2 separate regions of the Homo sapiens genome follow, and region 1 is linked to region 2. Evidence: chromatin loops called from intact Hi-C (ENCODE). Cell type or tissue: heart left ventricle. All regions are shown on one strand. Each heading gives the region's core, and the rest is flanking DNA. Links, peaks and the distances in the headings are about the cores only.

What was found. Hi-C counts contacts between places; a loop is a spot of excess contacts. Peaks named below come from ENCODE experiments on the same cell type or tissue, not always from the same donor. Only the 100,000 strongest peaks of a DNase experiment are listed, where the experiment ranks them.
Region 1: a loop joins it to region 2, with 4 times the contacts of the local background. A loop is called at or near these places in 3 of 110 quality-filtered maps.

Annotation. Positions count from the first base shown.
Region 1 is chr3:3,491,131-3,498,994 of GRCh38, forward strand. No RefSeq gene overlaps it. Among named protein-coding and RNA genes, the nearest start is that of LRRN1, 300 kb to the right of the region's middle. In heart left ventricle, for the core only: no CTCF peak of the experiment used is centred there; no DNase peak of the experiment used is centred there.
Region 2 is chr3:3,993,453-4,001,316 of GRCh38, forward strand. No RefSeq gene overlaps it. Among named protein-coding and RNA genes, the nearest start is that of LRRN1, 200 kb to the left of the region's middle. In heart left ventricle, for the core only: a CTCF peak has its summit at 4,900 (motif pointing left); no DNase peak of the experiment used is centred there.

The DNA of each region.
Region 1 (7,864 bases), core at 1,185-6,184, 500 kb before region 2:
CATTAAACTCAAACTGCCAAAAGTCAAGGACAAAGAGATAATTCTAAAAAGAGCAAGAGAAAAGCATCTAGTCACTTATAAAGATAGTCCCACAGACTAGCAGTGAATTTTTCAGCAGAAACCACAGGAGAGAATAGGGTGATATATTTAAACTGTCAAAAGAAAAAAAAAAAAAAAAAACACCTGCCAACCAGTAGATTATATCCAGCAAAGTTATCCTTCTGTAAATTAAGGAGGAATAAAGTATTCCTCAGACAAGCAAAAGCTGTGGGAATTTGTCACCACTAGACTGGCCCTCCAAGAAATGCTTAATGGAATTCTATACCTGGAAGCAAAAGAACTATATCTACTATAATGAATACACAGGAAAATAGAAAACCCACTGGTAAAGCTAACATACAAATAAGGAAGGGAAAGAACACAAATGTTACCACTACAGAAAACCACCAAACCAAAACAATAAACAGTAAGAGAGAAAGAAAGGAACAAAGAATATGTCCCCCAAATCAATTAATAAAAATGACAAAAATAAACACATATCAATAATCTCTTAAATATAAATGCATTAATCTAACTTTCCTCTTAAAAGATATAGACTGGCTGAATAGATTAAAAAAAACATGACCCAACTACATGCTACCTACAAGAAACTTATCTCACCTGTAAAGACACATATAGAACGAAAGTAAAGGGATGGAAAAAGATATTCCATGCCAATAGAAACCAAAAGCAAGCAGGAGTTCCTATAGTTGTCTCAGATAAATCAGACTTTAAGCCAACAACAGTAAAAAGAAAAAAAGAAAGGCATTATGTAATCATAAAGGGATGAATTCAGCAAGAGGATATAACAATTCTAAATCTATATGAACACAATACTGGAGTATCCACATATATTGAGCATATGTTATTGGATCTAAAGGGAGAGATCAACTCCAATATAATAATAGTTGGGAGCTTGAACACCCAACTCCCATCATTAGACAGAAAATTAACAAAGAAGCATTAAAATGCACATTAGACCAAATGGACCTTACAGATATTTAAGAGCATTTCATCCGACCTCTACAGAATACACATTCTTCTCATCAGCACATGGAACACTCTCCAGAATAGACAACATGTTAGGATAGACCATATGTTAGGACACACAACCACTCCTATTAAACATAATACTGGAAGTCCTAGCCAGAGCAATAAGGTGAGAGAAAGAAATAAAAGGCATCCAAATTGGAAAGGAGGAATTCAAATTGTCCCTCTTTGCAGATGAGATGATCTTATATCTAGAAAAACCTGAAGACTTTACCAAAAAAACTCTTAGATCTGATAAATAGATTCAGTAAAGTTGCAGAATACAAAACCAACATACAAAAAATAGCATTTATACAATAATGAACTAGCTGAGAAAAAAAATCAAGAAGACAGTCTCATTTACAACAGCTACAAAAACCATGAAATACCCAGGAGTAAATTTAACCAAGGAGGTGAAAAACCTCTACATGGAAAACTACAAAACACTGATGAAAGAAACTAATGAAGACTCAAATATTCAATTTGAGTCTCAAAGAGTCAATGCAATCCGTAACAAAATACAAAGTCATTTTCATAGAAATAGAGAAAAAATCATAAAATTCATATGGAACCAAAAAAACAGCTTGAAGAGCCAAAACAATCCTGAGCAAAATGAACAAAGCTGGAGGTGTCACACTACTTGACTACAAAATATATTACAAGTCTGTAGTAACCCAAACAATGTGGTATTAGCATAAAAACAGACACATAGACCAATGGAACAGAATAGAGAACTCAGAAATACAGCCACGTATTTACAATCAACTGATTTTTTACAAAGGCACCAACAGCATATATTGGTGAAAGAATACCCTCTTCAGTAAATGTTCTGGGAAAAATGAATATTCATATGCAGAAGAATGAAACTGGACTCCTACCTATCACTACATTTTAAAAAATCAACACAAGACAGTTAAAGACTTAAACGTACAATCTAAAACTATACAATTACTGGAAGAGAACATAGAGGAAACACTTTGGGACATTCATCTAGTCAAAGATTTTATGGCTAATACCTCAAAAGCACAGGCAACAAAAACAAAGATAGAAAAATAGGACTATATTAAATTAAAAAGCTTCTGCACAACAAAAGGAACAATAAACACTGAAGAAAAAAACACTGAATGGGAGAAAATATTTGCAAACAGATCATCTAATGAGGGACTAATATCCAGAATATACACAGAACTCTATCAACTCAACAGTAAAAGAACAAATAATTCCATTAAAAAGTAGGCAAAGGAAATAATAGACATTTATCAAAAGAAGACATACAGATAGACAAAAGGTATATGAAAAAATGTTCACCATCACTAATCATCAGGAAAATGCAAATCAAAACAATCGTATACAATTAGATATCATCTTACCCCAGTTAGAATGGCTAATATTAAAATGACAAAAAATAACAAATCTTGGTGAAGATGCAGAAAAAAGGGAATTTATACACTGCTGGTGGGAATGGAAATTAGTACAACCACCATGGAATCCAGTATGGAGAGTTATCAAAAAAAAAACTAAAAATAGAAATACCATATGATCCAGCAGTCCAACTATTGTTTATCCAAAGGAAAACAAATCAGTCTATCAAAGGGATGACTGCATTCCCATGTTTATTCACATGCAGCACTATTCACACAGCAAAAGTATGGAATCAACCTAAGTGTCCATCAGCAGGCTAATGGGTAAAGAAAATGTGGTGTGTGTGTGTATATATATATACACACAACGGGATACTATTCAGCCAAAAAAAAAAAAAAAAGTGAAATCATGACATTTGCAGCAACACGGATGTAACTGTTAAGTGAAATAAGTCAGTCAGGCACAGAAAGGCAAACATCCCATGTTGTTTCTCATATGTGGGAGCTAAAAAATGTTGATCTCATGGAGGTAGAGAATAGAATGAGAAATACCAGAGATTGAGAAGGATATGTGAGTATGTGTGTAAGCAGGAGGGGGTAAATAAAGGTTGGTTAAGGGCTACAAACATACAGTTAGATAGAAGGAATACTTCTTAATATTTGATAGCAGAGTAGCGAGACTATAATTAAAAATGTATCACATATTTAAAATTAGCTAGAAGAGAGCACTTGAAATGTTTCCAAGAAAGAAATGATAAACACTCAAGTGATGGACACCGTGAATAACCTGACTTGATCATTACATAGTCTATGAATATAATCAAGTATTACATGTATCCAGAAACATGTATAAAAATTATGTATCAACAAAAAAGTGGGCAAAGGACTTGAGTAGACATTTCCCTAAGGAAGATACACAAATTACCAATAATCACTTGAAAAGATGCTCAGCATTATTCGTCATTAAGGAAATGCAAATCAAAACCATAATGAGATACCATACCTTCTATGATGTCTATAATTAAAAAAAGAGAACAAGTGTTGGCAAGGATATGAAGAAATTAGAACCATAGTACATTTCTGGTAAGAACGTGGAATTGTGTAGCTGCTGTGGAAAATTATGTAGCAGTTCCTCAAAAAGTTAAAATTTCCAGGCCGGACACAGTGGCTCACACCTGTAATCCCAGCACTTTGGGAGGCCAAGGAGGGCGTATTGCTTGAGTTCAGGAGTTTGAGACCAGCCTGGGCAACGTAGCAAAACCCTTTCTTTATAAAACATACAAAAATTAGCCAGGCATGGTGGCGTGTCTCTAGTCCCAGCTACTCAGGAGGCTAAGGCGGGAGGTTTGCTTGAGCCTGGGAGGCGGGTGTTGCCCTGAGCCAAGGAGCCACTGCACTCCATCCTTGGCAAGAGAGACAAACCCTGTCTCAAAAAATGAAACAAAATAATAAAAAATAAAATTACCATATGACCCAGTTATTTCACTCAAGTATATACTCCAAATCATTGAAAACAGGGACTCAAACAGATACATGTACAGTCATGGTCATAGCGGCACTATTCGTAATAGATGAAAGGGGGAAACAACCCAAGTGTTCATCAACAGATGAATGGATAAACAAAATATGGTATATACACACAATGGTATATCATCCACTCTTAAAAAGAAATTTAATTCTAATATACGCTATCACAAGGATGAGCCTGGAAAACATTATGCTAAGGACACCAAAGGACACCAAAGGACAAATATTGTATAAATTCACTCATATGAAATACCTATGCTGGGAAAATTCATAGAGACAGAAAACAGAGTAGATATTAGCAGGTTTTGGGGGTAGGGTAATGGGAAATTACTACTTAATGGGTACAGAGTTTCTGTTTGGAGTAATTAAAAAGATTTGAATAGCAATGATGGTTGTACAATATGATGCTATTCATATCTTTTTCATTAATGCCACTGAATTGTACACTTACAATGGTAAAAATGATTCCAACTGCTCCACATCCTCAACAACACTTGGCACACTACTGGTGAGAATATAAAATGATTTCACCTCCTATGGAAAACAATATGGAGGTTCCTCAAAAATTTAAAAATAGAACTGCCATATGATCCAGCAATCCCACTTGTGAGTATGTATCCAAAGGAAAGGAAATCAAGATCTTAAAGAGATATCAGCACTCCCATGTTGACTGCAGCACTATCCACAACAGCCAAGATACAGAAATAACCTAAATGTCCTTCAACATGTGATTAAAGAAAATGTGATATATGCACATGACAGAATTTATTCATCCTTAAATAGTAAGGAAGTTCTGCCATTCACAACACCATGGATGAATCTTGATGACATTATGCTAAGTGAAATAAGCCAGGAACAGAAAGACAAATATTCCATGATTCTGCTTACATGAGGCATTCAAAATAGTCAAATTCACAGAATCAAAGGGTTGAATGAAGGTTGCCAGGGGCTAGGTGGTGAGGGAGAAGATAGTTGTTAATTAATGAGCAAAAAGTTTCAGTTAAACAAAGTAAATAATTTCTAGAGATCTGCTGTGCAAAATTGTGCCTATAGTCAACAATACTGTATTGTACACTTAAAATTTAAAATCACAGATTTCATGTTAAGTGTTGCTGTCACAATAAAATTCTTTTAAAAAATTAAATGGTAAGTTTTAGGTTTTATATTTTATCACAATAAAAAGCAATAACTGAAAGGCCAGAAATAAGGGATTTTTTTAAAAAAAAAGATGAGGAGTGATATTTATATACAACACAGTAAATATTTACAAGTGGTACAGCTGAGCAGTAACTAATCAGCATAGACAGCAGCTGCAGACACTGGATCCAGAGGACCAGTTGGTTCAGTTAAATTACTACTTTGAATCAGACATAAAATTAGTAAAGCTCATCTTCGAAGATCCAGAAAAAAAAGGAAAACTCAGTATGCTCATTACAGCACCACTATATTAAAGCACAAATTGTTAGAACAAAAAGAGCCATTTTACAGATAAAAACAGCGAGGCTTGCAGAGCTGAAATGATTTGCCAAAGACCCTCTAAATGATCGCTGTCCTGAATGCGTGCCGTCTGCTCTGAGGTCCTGCTCCCATGACCATCTGTCTCCTCTCATCCGTCCGTGATGTGCTGACTCAAAAGGGGCACAAGAAATCTGGTTTGAATGAAAAGGGAGCATCAATTACTACAGTTGTGACAAGAATATACAGATTTCTGGTTTTCTTAATTCTTCCTCATTCAGGTTGGTAAATGAGCTATTTAGTTTATAATGCCACCGTCCCCATTCTTTTAGTGGTGACGGTGCTATTATATTTCCTTGAACAGATAACAGGCTGTAGCACAGAATGGTTAAGAACACAGGCAGGCACGGACGGCTGTGATGGCTTACTCATGTAATCCCAGCACTTTGGGAAGCCAAGGCAGGAGGATCACTTGAGGTCAGGAGTTTGAGACTAGCCTGGCCAACATGGTGAAACCCTGTCTCTACTAAAAATACAAAAAAAAAAAAAAAAAAAATTAGGAGTGGTGGCATGCCCCTGTAATCTCAGCTACTCGGGAGGCTGAGGCAGGAGAATCGCTTGAACATGGGAAGTGGAGGTTGCAGTGAGCTGAGATAGCACCACTGGACTCCAGCCTGGGCAACAGAGCAAGACTCAGTCTCAGAGGAAAAAAAAAGTGGGGGGGAGAAGAACACAGGGAGGCAGGTAGGTATTTGATACCAGCTCAGCCACATACTCACAGCATGAACTGGAGCACAAATTACTTACGACTATGAACTAAAAGTTATGAACTGAAACTTGCCAAGTCTCAGTTTTTTCACCTGTAAAACAGGGTTAATGAAGTATAGTCATCCTGTGGTATCTGTGGGGGATTGGTTCCAGGATCTCCCATGGATACCAAAATCCAAGGGTGCGCAAGTCCCTTATATAAAATGACATAGTATTTGCATGCAAACTACACATATTCTTCTGTATACTTTAATTTCTGGAAAACTTATAATACCTAATAAAATATAAGTGCTATGTAAATAGTTGTTATACTATCTTGTTTAGGGAATAATGATTTTTGTAAAAAGCCTGGACATGTTGAGTACAGGTGCAAATTTTTTTCCCCCAAACCTGCAGTTGGTTGAGTACAGGATGCAGGACCCAATGATACAGAGGATGGACCATACCTATATATTCCTCATGGATTTGCTATGAGGCTGGAATGAGATGTCAACATCTTGCATGTATGTAATCAGCACCCAAACAGTGGTAATTGTGTTAGTCCCCCACCTCCTCTTCCTGTGCAGCCACCACCACCCCTCTGGCCTGGCCACGGGTAAACCTATAGAGAAATCTTCTCTCTAACTCCCTTCTAATCCACTCCACGCCACTTCCAGTTACTATTCTAAAGGTTATGATCTTTCATCCTATTCTGCCTACCTTGACAATGATAAAACCTTGTTTGAAAGTCAAGTACTGGAAAGATAAAAATCATTCAATGACTGAGATGGGAAACACATTTATTACACTTTTCATGTTATTCAAGGCCAATTATCATCCTAAGAAGGCTTATAATTTATAGGATGAATGAGAAACATGAACTTTCCATCTCTCCTAGGTTTCTTGGGAGACACTGATAGACAACCCAGAAACACCTTCATCCAGGGAGGCGTTTACACATGGAAGCAATCAGAGCTCATTCTTTATCCCTGTCCATCTTTGACCTTTACAGCACAGATATTTGGATTATTTCTGCCAAATACCTGCCTATAACTAAGCAATACATGAACTTACATCACTAATTTATAAAATAACAGTCTATCTGAAGGGTACTTATGAAAAAAAAACTATGATAAAATAAGCATTAGAAGATCCAGTTCTGACATCAGAACAATTAATATGTTCTATCACTGAAAACGACATAATTAAAATAGCTTTCAAAATTAATTCTGAAAAAATATCTAACAATATAAAAATATACTTTAGACTTTTTATGTGTTTTTCAGAAAACAATAAGAAATTTTCCACTTCATTATTTCTTTTTCCTCTGTTATTTATTCCACAGAATTTATCTTTTAAATAACTTTTGATACTTACTTGAAATACACATCAGGGTACAAAAGCTTTGATTAAGGATTATTTTCTGTTCTAAACTAAAAGATCAAGTTTTAAATATTCTAATAACTTTATATAAGAATCCTTTCAGCTCACTCACAGTTTTTAGGTGAAATACAGATAATTTAGTGGCTTGTGTGACTAAACTCCAGGGTCCTGTCTTCAGGTATAGTTTGATCCAGGAGTCAACAGCCTCAGGACTTTCCACTTTTTCTCTTGCCTCTGCTTACCTCTGTACCGGTTTCATTTAGAATTTTCTTCACTGCTTGTGCCCTGCAGCACCAGACACGTAGCATATTTTCTCAGCAACC
Region 2 (7,864 bases), core at 1,838-6,837:
ATCTGAGCCTAGAAGCTAACTGTTTCACACATAATCTCAAAGTACTTTTTGCAGCAAGTTTTAATATGCAACTAATTTTCCAGGACAGTCTCTAGCCTGTAAATCATGGGGAGGAAACTTTACCAAAAATTGTTCACCACCCTGAAAATCACTTCACCAACACTATAATGACATTCTTGCTACTTGAGTGACAAGTACAAAGCTCCTGTAACGGTCTGCATTTGCAGTTTCCATTCTTCATGTAGCTACAAGCATCTGACTACTTTATTATGTCTTTTAGTGTAACCAAGCTCAAGCCCTTAGGTATTAACTACATATTATGTTACTTTTAATTATTTTACACTTTTAAACCTTTATATAAAAATTAGGGCATTATATTAATTTATTTTCTATATGAAATTAAGTATGTAGAGATATTGTATTACCTACAAGTTATATTATCTGTGAGAGTAAGAAGGGCACTACAAAATGTCTGTTGGGAAGAGGGGATATTAGGTCTGATAGGTTTAAGCTCAGTATTAGTATTTATTGAGAATAAAGTGAATATTCTCAATAAACCCTGTAGATACCAGCCATACCCTTTCATGGCTTCGCCCTTACAGCTGCATCAGTTCCTGCACTTCAGCTCCCAACAAGGCATCCTCCAGGCCAAGGATGTCTCAGGATGCCTTGCAGTCAAATCTATCCATTGGCAGATGCCATCCTACAATTCAAAAATAAAACCTAAAAATTATTTGTGTAATTCATTTGAATTAAAAGCATGACTCTTAGCAATAATAGCATAAAGAGATTGGCTATTACTTTTAAAACCTATATTTCAATAATGCTTTCACATATATTGATTTCATTTGATATTCACAACAACACGATGAGATGACAGAGAAGACTGTGCATTTCTTTTTTTTAAATTATACTTTAAGTTCTGGGATACATGTGCAGAACGTGCAGGTTTGTTACATAGGTACACACGTGCCATGGTGGTTTGCTGCACCCATCAACCCATCATTTTCATTAGGTACTTCTGCTAATGCTATCCCTCCCCTAGCCCCCAACCCCCGACAGGCCCCAGTGTGTAATGTTCCCTTCCCTGTATCCATGTGTTCTCATAGTTCAGCTCCCACTTATGAGTGAGAACTTGTGGTGTTTGGTTTTCTGTTCCTGTGTTAGTTTGCTGCGAATGATGGTTTCCAGCTTCATCCATGTCCCTGCAAAGGACATGAACTCATCCTTTTTCATGGCTGCATAGTATTCCATGGTATATATAATGCCACATTTTCTTTATCCAGTCTATCATTGATGGGCATTTGGGTTGGTTCCAAGTCTTTGCTATTGTGAACAGTGCTGCAGTAAACATACATGTGCATGTGTCTTTACAGTAGAATGATTTATAAGCCTTTGGGTATATTCCCAGTAATGGGATTGCTGGGTCAAATGGTATTTCTGGTTCTAGATCCTTGAGGAATTGCCACATTGTCCTCCACAATGGTTGAACTAATTGACACTCCCACCAACAGTGTAAAAGTGCTCCTATTTCTCTACATCCTCTCCAGTATCTGTTGTTTCCTGACTTTTTAATGATCACCATTGCAACTGGCATGAGATGGTATCTCATTATGGTTTTGATTTGCATTTCTCTAATGACCAGTGATGATGAGCTTTTTTTCATGTATTTGTTGGCCACATAAATGTCTTCTTTTGAGAAGTGTCTGTTCATATCCTTCACCCACTTTTTGATGGGGTTGTTTTTTTCTTGTAAATTTCTTTAAGTTCCTTGTAGATTCTGGATATTAGCCCTTTGTCAGATGGATAGATTGCTTCCACCATTCTGTAGGTTGCCTGTTCACTCTGATGATATTTTCTTTTGCTGTGCAGAAGCTCTTTAGTTTAATTAGATCCCATTTATCAATTATGGCTTTTGTTGCCATTGCTTTTGGTGTTTTAGTCATGAAGTCTTTGCGAATGCCTATGTCCTGAATGGTATTGCCTAGGTTTTCTTCTAGAGTTTTTATGGTTTTATGTGTTACATTTAAGTCTTTAATCCATCTTGAGCTAATTTTTGTATAAGGTGTAAGGAAGGGGTCCAGTTTCAGTTTTCTGCATATGGCTAACCAGTTTTCCCAACACCATTTATTAAATAGGGATTCCTTTCCTCATTGCTTGTTTTGTCAGGTTTATCAAAGATCAGATGGTTGTAGATGTGCGGTGTTATTTCTGAGGCCTCTGTTCTGTTCCATCAGCCTATAAATCTGTTTTGGTATCAGTACCATGCTGTTTTGGTTACTGTAGTCTTGTAGTATAGTTTGAAGCCAGAAAGCGTGATGCCTTCAGCTTTGTTCCTTTTGCTTAGGATTGTTTGGCTATAGGAGCTCTGTTTTGGTTCCATGTGAAATTTAAAGTAGTTTTTTTATAATTCTGTGAGTAAAGTCAATGGTAGCTTGATAGGGATAGCACTGAATCTATAAATTACTTTGGGCAGTATGGCCATTTTCACAATATTGATTCTTCCTATCCATGAGCATGGAATGTTTTTCCATTTGTTTGTATCCTCTCTTATTTCCTTGAGCAGTGGTTTGTAGTTCTCCTTGAAGAGGTCCTTCACATCCCTTGTAAGTTGTATTCCTAGGTATTTTATTCTTTTTGTAGCAATTGTAAATGGGAGTTCACTCATGATTTGGCTTCCTTTTTGTCTATTATTTGTATATAGGAATGCTTGTGATTTTGCACATTGATTTTGCATCTTGAGACTTTGCTGAAGTTGCTTATCAGCTTAAGGAGATTTGAGGCCGAGATGATGGGGTTTTCTAAATATACAATCATGTCATCTGCAAACAGAGGCAATTTGACTTCTTCTCTTCCTATATGAATACCCTTTCCTTCTCTTGCCTGATTGCCCTGGCCAGAACTTCCAATACTATGTTGAATAGGAGTGGTGAGAGAGGGCATCCTTGTCTCATGCCGGTTTTCAAAGGGAATGCTTCCAGCTTTTGCCCATTCAGTGTGATATTGGCTTTGGGTTTTTCATAAATAGCTTTTATTACTTTGAGATACGTTCCATCAATACCTTTAACATCACACTGTCAACATTAGACAGATCAATGAGACAGAAAATGTACAAGGATATTCAGGATTTGAACTCTGTTCAGGACCAAGCAGACCTTATAGACATCTACAGAACTCTCCACCCCAAATCAACAGAATATACATTCTTCTCAGCACCATTTTGCACTTATTCTAAAATTGACCTCATAATTGGAAGTAAAACATTCCTCAGCAAATGCAAAAGAACGGAATTCATAACAAACAGTCTCTCAGACCACAATGCAACAATCAAATTAGAACTCAGGATTAAGAAACTCACTCAAAACCACACAACTACATGGAAACTGAACAACCTGCTCCTGAATGACTACTGGATAAATAACAAAATTAAAGTAGAAATAAATAAGTTATTTGAAACCAATGAGAACAAAGACACAACATACCAGAATCTCTGGGACACAGCTAAAGCAGTGTTTAGAGGGAAATTTATAGCACTAAATGCCCACAGGAGAAAGCAGGGAAGATCTAAAATCGACACCCTAACATCACAATTAAAAGAACTACAAAAGCAAGGGCAAACAAATTCAAAAGCTAGCAGAAGACAAGAAATAACTAACATCAGAGTAGAACTGAAGGAGATAGAGATACACACAAAAAAAAAAAACCTTCAAAAAATCAATGAATCCAGCAGCTGGCTTTTTGAAAAGATTAACAAAATAGATAGATGGCTAGCCAGACTAATAAAGAAGAAAAGAGAGAAGAATTGAATAGACACAATAAAAAATGATAAAGGGGATATCACCACTGATCCCACAGAAATGCAAACTACCATCAGAGAATACTATTAACACCTCTACACAAATAAACTAGAAAATCTAGAAGAAATGGATAAATTCCTGGACACATACACCCTCCCAATACTAAACCAGGAAGAAGTCAAATCCCTGAATAGAACAATAACAAGTTCTGAAATTGAGGCAATAATTAATAGCCTACCAACCAAAAAAAGCCTGACCAGACAGATTCACAGCCAGATTCTACTAGAGGTACAAAGAGGAGCTGGTACCGTTCCTTCTGAAACTATTCCGAAGAATAGAGTAAGAGGGACTCCTCCTTAACTCATTTTATGAGGTCAGCATCATCCTGATACCAAAACCTAGCAGAGACAAAACAAAAAAAGAGAATTTTAGGCCAATATCCCTGATGAACGTTGATGTGAAAATACTCAATAAAATGCTGGCAAACCGAATCCAGCAGCACATCAAAAAGCTTCTCCACCACAGTCAAGTCGGCTTCATCCCTGGGATGCAATCCGTCACATAAACAGAATCAATGACAAAAACCACATCTCAATAGATATAGAAAAGGCCTTCGATAAAATTCAACACCACTTCATGCTAAAAACTCTCAATTGTGTATTTCTGTATCTGTTTTAAAAAAGAATCTTGAGGCTCTGAGATTCTGATCAGCTCAGTCACAGAGCTAGCAAGAGAGCTGGGATTAGAGTCTACACCTTCAGAAGCCAAAAGCTGTGATATTTTCACCTACATAACACTGCCTCTAAAGTGAGACAAGTAACAACAGGAAGAAAAGAACAACAGAAAGAACAAAATTAAAAGGATCAATATGAAATGCTGAAACATGTAAATACTAACAGGGTAATGGTAATTTCTGAAAGCCTAAAGAGGAAAATTCCACACCACAATCCAAGAGATCTGATTAAGCAGGCTATTTTGTCATGTGAACATACTCTTCTATGGCAACCCACCACAGCTCACATCTTTGCACCCATTGTATAGAATGCCTGTGGGCACACACAAATGGCTCGCAAAGACGACACTTAAAAATAGCTGTGCTGCCCTCTACTGTTGAAAAAAGAGCAAGCATGAAAACGGCAATCAGATTTGCTACTTGTGTGTCTTAAGCTGATAAGTGAACAGCAGCAGAGTGCTACAAACACCATTTCATTATTATCAGTCAGTGGTTCAGTAGTAACTTTAGCATTGAAATAAATATTTTGACATTAATGAGATCAAACAGTTTATTTGGCTTAATAAAGACAATATCATAATTGTTTATTGTTGGTGCTATCCTTGTTAGTTGGATTGTCTGCTTAAGACTAGCTGAATAGACATGAATATTCAGTACTTAAAGCTTGTTTTCAGATTCTTGTAATGTCAGGGCTAAATAAAACTTAAAGGTCACATAGAGGTAAATGGATGTTTTACATATGACAACTCTGATCCATAGGCAGCAGCTGCCTGGAGAAATGTGTAAATAAGGATTTTGAGACTCTGTTCAAGCTCAGTGACAAAGAAGATTACAATTGATTAGTAATGTCTTCCAAGTAAGAGAAAGTGAGATAATGCTATACGTGCAACATCCATCTGTCCATGGGCTAAATTAGACTGCCATCCCTAGGCTCGTCTGATCACTTTACAGATAAGGAAATCAAGGCCCACTGAGACGAAATTGCTTGTTAAAGATCTCATTGCTGGCCAGGCGCGGTGGCTCACGCCTGTAATCCCAGCACTTTGGGAGGCCGAGGCGGGTGGATCATGAGGTCAGGAGATCGAGACCATCCTGGCTAACAAGGTGAAACCCCGTCTCTACTAAAAATACAAAAAATTAGCCGGGCGCGGTGGCGGGCGCCTGTAGTCCCAGCTACTGGGGAGGCTGAGGCAGGAGAATGGCGTGAACCCGGGAAGCGGAGCTTGCAGTGAGCCGAGATTGCGCCACTGCAGTCCGCAGTCCGGCCTGGGCGACAGAGCGAGACTCCATCCCAAAAAGAAAAAAAAAAAAAAAAAAAGATCTCATTGCTGCTGGAAATTAGCCTGGGTCAATCCTATTACTGGGTATATACCCAGAGGGATATAAAGCACTCTACCATATAGACACATGCACACAAATGTTCACTGTGGCACTGTTCACAATAGCAAAGACATGAAATCAATCTAAATGCCCATCAGTGACAGATTGGATAAAGAAATTGTGGTACATATACACCATGGAATACTATACAGCCATAAAAAATGAAATCTTGTCTTTTGCAGGAACATGGATGGAGCTGGAGGCTATTATCCTCAGCAAATGAATGCAGGAACAAAAAACCAAATACTGCATATTCTCACTTATAAGTGGGAGCTAAATGATAAGAACTTATGAACACAAAGAAGGAAACATCAGACACTGGGGTCTAGTTGAGTGGGAAAGGTGGGAGGAGGGAGAGGAGCAGAAAAGATAATTATTGGGTACTGGGTTTAATTCCTGGGTGATGAAATAATCTGTATAATAAACCCCCATAACATGACTTTACCTATGTAACAAACCTTCACATGTACCCCGAACCTAAGATGAAAGTTTTAAAAAAAATACCTGTAATGTGAAAACCCTTTACTAGTGGGATTAATATTGTTTGGGCAATTATCATCACTGTACAAGTGGCTGTTAATAGCATTTTCCACTTGCTCTGTGCTGGGCACTGTACTATATTCTTTACCAACTATTATCTTATTTAATTATCAAAGGCTCTTTGGCGTTGGATATTATTACCCTTGTTTTTTTGTTTTGTCTTGTTTTTTTCCTAAAAAAAAGAAAGAAATTAAGCTGGATCAAGAATTCAAGCATCCTGTATTCTGGAACATTCTTCTTGCCATTAGATATAAGTTTCTTAGCTAGGCCTCCAGGAATGGAGGACAAGACATTTCAGCCCAAACTTTATAAAGTAACAAGTGATGTTCATTCTCAATACAGCTTTAAGATAATTCTTTACTGTCACCAAGGCACATATTTTCTTCTTTACATAGACCAAAAGCCTTTGCGAAAGATAGGGCACAGGCAAAGCCTTTTCATCTTACAATTGATCTTTTTGATGATTTGTTCATAAAGAAATAGAATTTCCCATTGTGGAGTCATTTCCATGGTTACCTATTGATTTCCTATAGGAAGCATGCTGTTTACACGGCCATCAGGTCTTTATTGTGGAGGGTAAATCACCCTCTGAGTTTTCACTTTATCTGCAACCTGAGGCATGTAAAAATGAGCTCTGCAAAATTACCAGAACAAGATAAATAAATGATTCATGTGAATTGGTTTTGCATGAATAAGTGATTAATCCTCTCTTTCAACTTTGCTATGAGAGAATGCAGAATTAATGTAATTCTATGCAAACAGAATCCACTTTTCTGAATTCTGACCTAATTGTTGGTATTTGTGAGGCAAAATACATGTAAAATTTCCTGTAGTTTTTAAAAAACTAATGATACTGCTACTGAAAATCAGGAACCAAACTTCTCTTTATAAACCTTAACTGCAGATGCACACGGATGAGATTGTGATTTACCCTAAAAGTTCCTTCAAAGCATCTTGTAATTTGGCATTCCAAAGGTATATGACCTTAGTGTTCCAAAATAGGACTTAGAATTGCTCACCAAATAGCCTAGTCTTTAAACCAGAGTCCATGTGGCAGCCTTAGCAGCCTGAATTAATTAGGCTCTTGGAAGAAACACACCTAGGACTCTGGAGTTTTCACATAATGAGAAATCAGTAGACCATTCAATAAATCAGTAGAACACTCAACCCAAGAAAACATCCACAAAAATAAAATCCCTTTAATTGGGGACATAAAATAACAATTCTATTCTATGAAGATGTGTCTCAGCGTTACGCTAGAAGTTTAGGTCTCTTTCTCCAAGAGTATTTCACCTGTAGTCAGGAACTTTAAACATAAACCCAGACCAACCAAGTGATTCTATAAAAGTCACAAAATAAGAATACTAGGAAGAGGAGATAATCTTGGACTGGAAGATAAGCAGAGAAGGCTTCT